Regions from separate parts of the Mus musculus genome. Here region 2 is linked to region 1. Evidence: chromatin loops called from intact Hi-C (ENCODE). Cell type or tissue: heart. All regions are shown on one strand.

The links. A loop is a pair of places that touch in the nucleus more often than their neighbours do. Peaks named below come from ENCODE experiments on the same cell type or tissue, not always from the same donor. Only the 100,000 strongest peaks of a DNase experiment are listed, where the experiment ranks them.
Region 2: it touches region 1 in a loop (3-fold over the local background); 7 of 42 quality-filtered maps call a loop at or near these places.

Annotation. Positions count from the first base shown.
Region 1 is chr14:26,784,772-26,787,271 of GRCm38, forward strand. Dnah12 (dynein, axonemal, heavy chain 12) reads left to right here. Exons shown (of 75, transcript NM_001370884.1): 34 at 489-572; 35 at 1,087-1,275. Among named protein-coding and RNA genes, the nearest start is that of Dnah12, 94 kb to the left of the region's middle. In heart, a CTCF peak has its summit at 1,087; no DNase peak of the experiment used is centred here.
Region 2 is chr14:27,095,750-27,098,249 of GRCm38, forward strand. Il17rd (interleukin 17 receptor D) reads left to right here. Exons shown (of 13, transcript NM_134437.3): 11 at 154-338. Among named protein-coding and RNA genes, the nearest start is that of Il17rd, 58 kb to the left of the region's middle. In heart, a CTCF peak has its summit at 1,247 (motif pointing left); a DNase peak (open chromatin) is centred at 1,232; H3K27ac peaks cover 541 bases.

The DNA of each region.
Region 1 (2,500 bases):
TACCTAACAAGATGAATCCAGAAATGTTAGACACTTCTTTGTTGGCATATGACTAGAGAGAGTCCCAAGTCTAGAATGAAGATTGTAGAAGCAGAGAGGAAACAAAAGAGAGAGAAGTGGAGGTGGTTGAGACTATGTAACAAAATTAATTTGATGTGTGAATAGTTAATAATAATAGTCACTGATATTATTAAATTTAATTATCTCTAAGCCAAGAAGCTTGAGATAAGGTAGTTTTAATAATAGAAAAGATGAGAATTTGAGAGAAAGCATGTGATTGATAAATCCAAGTTTTGAACATATTTGATAGAAGAGGAAATATTTTAGATTAACGAAACTAAGGAGGCATCATAAACACAGGGCTAGACTAGGATTTTTTTTTCTGGCTTCCATCCATATTCATGCTTTTATATCCCAGCACATCTTTTATCTATAAACAGAACAATTCTATCTGAATTTTAAAATATTTGAAAAATATTTGCCTTTAGCTTTGCCTTATGAGTGGAGAAATCATTCAAATGTCCCCTCAAATGAGCCTCATCTTTGAAACAATGGACCTTTCACAGGCTTCGGTAAGTTCTTAATATATAATACTCGGTTTATAGTTTATTCATTTATTGAATCAAAATATTTTGTGTTCGAAGATGGGCTTAACACTGGGGATAGACAGATGGTAAGACTCAGTGTATGTTTAAAACGGATAAGCAGATGGTGCACAGTTACATGTAAGCGTCCTGAGAGCACAGAGGGGACTGGGCATCCATGGGAGCAACGGGAGGAGAAAGACCTTAGATGATGTTTGTGTTTGACCTCATTTTGCAGAAGATTCAAGACTTCTTCAAGGAAATTAGTTAGGTTTGGGCATTTCAAATCATGATTAGACGATGTCTAAACATGAATAGGTAGAAGATGGCTAAGGACCTGACTGAAAATAGTTTTCTGTATTGGGCACATGTAGTGTTTTTTTAGAGTATAAAAATGGGTGTGACCTACATACATCCTGAAAGGACTTATAGGTCAGGGACCACTCCTGGAAAAGCAATCTCTTTTGGAAATGGAAAAAGGAAATCTCTGCTTTTTCTCCAGCCAGCCACTGTGAGTCGCTGCGGCATGATTTATTTGGAACCGTCACAGTTAGGATGGGAGCCACTAGTGGCTTCATGGTTGAACTCATTGAAAGAGCCTCTAAGTGAACTAGAACATCAAAATCTGCTGAAAGAGCTCTTTGACTGGCTAGTACCACCTTCTTTAGTATTTCGGAGGAAGAAATGCAAGGTAACAGCACAGTAATTCTCTGACTGACTCCAATTTCTGAAGATTCTGTAAAACTCAATTAAATTTACAGTCACAATGCAGGAATGAATAAAGTCGGTTTTTCTTTATCTTTGTTTTATTATTTTATTTATTTATTTATTTACTATTTGTTTGTTTATTTGTTTTGGCCTCGAACTCACTATTTAATTGAAGAGGACCTTAAACTTCTGATCCTCCTGCCTCCACCTCCCAAATTCGGGATCACAAGCATCTTCCTTACAAACGCAGACTCCTTTGCTTTTATATTGCTTAAATTACAAATAACTTAAAAGCTTAAACTTACCTAGAATATTTGTATTAAACCATAGTTTCTAGACCTTTAAAAATCCTTATTTTATTTATTTACATTCCAAATATTGTTGTCCCCAACCCCAGAATTTTTCCCTCATCCTACCTCCCATTTGCCTCTGAGAGGGTGCTCCCCTCTCACACACTTCACACACACACACACACACACACACACACACACACACACCCGACATCCCCCTTCCCTAGGGCATCAAGTCTCTAACAGGATTAGCTGCATCCTCTCCCACTGAGGCCAGACAAGGCAGTCCTCTACTACTTATGTGCCAGGGGCCATGGACCAGTCAATGTATGCTCTTTGGTTGGTGGCTTAGTCTCTGGAAGCTTCCAAAGGTCCAAGTTACTTTATACTGTTGGTCTGCATATGGGGTTGCCATCTTCTTCACCTCCTTCAATCCTTACCCAAACTCTTCCATAGGGGTCCCCGATCTCACTTCAATGGTTGGCTTTTGTATTAAGATCTGATGATCTTTTTGAGTTTCCTCAGTTCCTGTTGTTATGTCTCCCTTTTCATTTCTGATTTTGTTAATTTGGATTCTGTCTCTGTACCCTTACTTTGGCTAAGGGTTTATCTATCTTGTTGATTTTCTTATAGAACCAAGTTTTGTTGATTCTTTGTATTGTTCTCTTTGTTTCTAATTGATTGATTTCAACCCTGAGTTTGGTTATTTCCTGCCTTCTACTCCTCTTTGGGTGTGTTTGCTTCTTTCTGTTCTAGAGCTTTCAGGTGTGCTGTTAAGTTACTAGAATAGGATCTCTCCAATTTCTCTATGAAGGCACTCAGAGCTGTGAGTTTTCTTCTTAACACTGCTTTCATTGTGTCCCATAAGTTTGGGTATGCTGTGCCTTCATTTTTGTTAAATTCTAGAAAATCTTTAAT
Region 2 (2,500 bases), 310 kb after region 1:
CCAAGTAGTTGCTGATGACCGTGACCTTCTGACCTTTCTGTGTCCCCTGTCCCAAGTGCTAGGATTTCAGCCGTGAGACACTGAGCCCTGGGTCATACGGAAAAGACAAAGCTTTGTTTATAGGTGTCAACCTTATGTTCTTTCCCAATTTAGAAAATATATATTCACATTTAGATGAAGAAAGCCCGGAGTCGTCCACATACGCTGCGGCTCTCCCCAGAGACAGGCTCCGGCCTCAGCCCAAGGTCTTCCTCTGCTACTCCAATAAAGATGGCCAGAATCACATGAACGTGGTCCAGTGTTTCGCCTATTTCCTGCAAGATTTCTGTGGCTGTGAGGTACGGAATCTGTTTGTTCTCTTACCCTGGGCAGGATGTGTACGCCGTCTTTCTCTTCCGTGTCATCTCTCCATTGCTGTCCTGGGAACCTACTTACCTAGAATCTTACTTTCCAAACCAGAGTCTGTCTTGAATTTGTCTTGTCTCTTACCAGCAGCAAAGGCTTCGCATGACACACTTATACTTGAAAGCTTTGAGCGCCTCCCACGCGATAGGATGTTCTGTGAGTGCCCTGTCATGGAACACGTGACCAGAGTGTGAGACTGTCTCAGTGGGACGTCAGGGAGAGGACACAATGAAGACAGCTTTTAGGAGTCTAGGCAGTTCCCTGAGGGAGGTTGGCTGGGATTGGGAATAGAGGCTAGGACTGCCCCTGGAAGAGATCTTGGGCACTGGGAGGAGTGTGTAACAGAGGTCTGAGGTCGATTGGTAGGAAGTCATAGAAACCAGTGAGAAGGCCTTAGCTAGAGAGAACCAGGAAGTAGGAGAGAGCGCCAGAGTTTACAGAATGTTTGGATGTCTACGCTGCTTTCTCAGCTTCCCCCTTTCCTCCTCTTCCTCCTCCTTCCTCTCTTCCTACTCTTCTTCTTCCTCCTCCTCCTTCTTTTTTTCCTTACTCTGTAGCTCTGGATATCCTAGAATTCAATTTGTAGACCAGGCTGGCCTCATAGAGATCCACTGCCTCTGCCTCCTAAGTGCTGGGATTAAAGGAGTGGGCCCCTGTGCCCAGCTTTCTTAGGTCTTCTTGAGTTAGCTATTATGTAGCTTTTCCATAAACAATGACACTTAGTCTTTACAGCGGGCTCTTAAGCTGTTGTGAAGGCATGCCCTGTTTGCCACAATTGCAAGTTATCATGTGATGTTTTTTAGTCCATTTGGCCCATTCCTTGGGTGAGACTGCCCTCTGGTGTTAATAAGCTGTATTTAAAGGCTGGTGGGATTGCCTCCTGCTGGGAAAGCGTTGAGTTCAGCAGCTGAATGGCTGCTGCAAACCCCTGCAGACTGCAGCTGTCCGGACAGCACAGGCAGAGGTGGTAGATCCCTGCCCTGTTCTTTTAGACTGCACATAGTTTTTGCTTTAAATAGCTACATCATCTATAATAGTGACTTGCTGTAGCTGCGTTAGCCCAGCTTGTAAAGCGTCTCTGTTTATCATTTCTGATGATTTCTCAAGGATAAACGCCTCACAATGGAATTGCTCAGTCAAAGATTGGAATATTCTTTTTTTTTTAAAGATTCATTTATTTATTATATGTAAGTACACTGTAGCTGTCTTCAGACAATCCAGAAGAGGGAGTCAGATTTTGTTACAGATGGTTGTGAGCTACCATGTGGTTGCTGGGATTTGAACTCTGAACCTTCGGAAGAGCAGTCGGGTGCTCTTACCCACTGAGCCATCTCACCAGCCCAGATTGGAATATTCTTAAAAGTGCTTATGTTTTATTTATTAAGATGAAATCAGCTAGTACAGGGGATTTTTTTGTTTGTTTGTTTTGTTTTGTTTTTACAGATTTGTAAAACATTCCACATATGATTTAACAAACTACACAGGTCAAAAGATTAGTAGACACACTATTTTTGTGTGGTATAGAATCCTAGGGGCCACATATTTTAAGCTACCAGTTAGCTTGAATGTACATAATGAATGGATAGTGTGGAGTTTTTACCTACACTGCTCTGTGCCCCCCGGTGGGTCGCATGCTTCCAGGAACTCTTTGATCCAAGAATGAAAGATACACACACACACACACACACACACATACACACACACACACTAGTTAACTTTGCTAGCTCAAAGGCTAGGCAGTTCTAGTCCTCTGCCTGATTATCATAGATTTCCCTCCAGTACTCCTGAGTCAATGTCCTTTAAATCTATGATCTATTTTTGCTGCCCTTTTCTTTCTGGGTGGCCCCCTAGTATTTGCTGCCCAGGGTGCTTCTGGGCAGCCCTTCTGTGGGCCGCATTCCTTCTCACCTACATTCCAGATGATTTTCCTTCTGCAGCTCTAAGTCTGATCCATCTCCCTCTGAATCCTGGCGATTCTCCTCTTTCTCCCTCGCCCTCACCCTAGCCCACACAAATCTGAGGGTCCCACTCCATTTCCCTTTACCCAGCCATTGGCCGCTGGCATCTTTATTGATCTATTAAAAAACAATTGGAG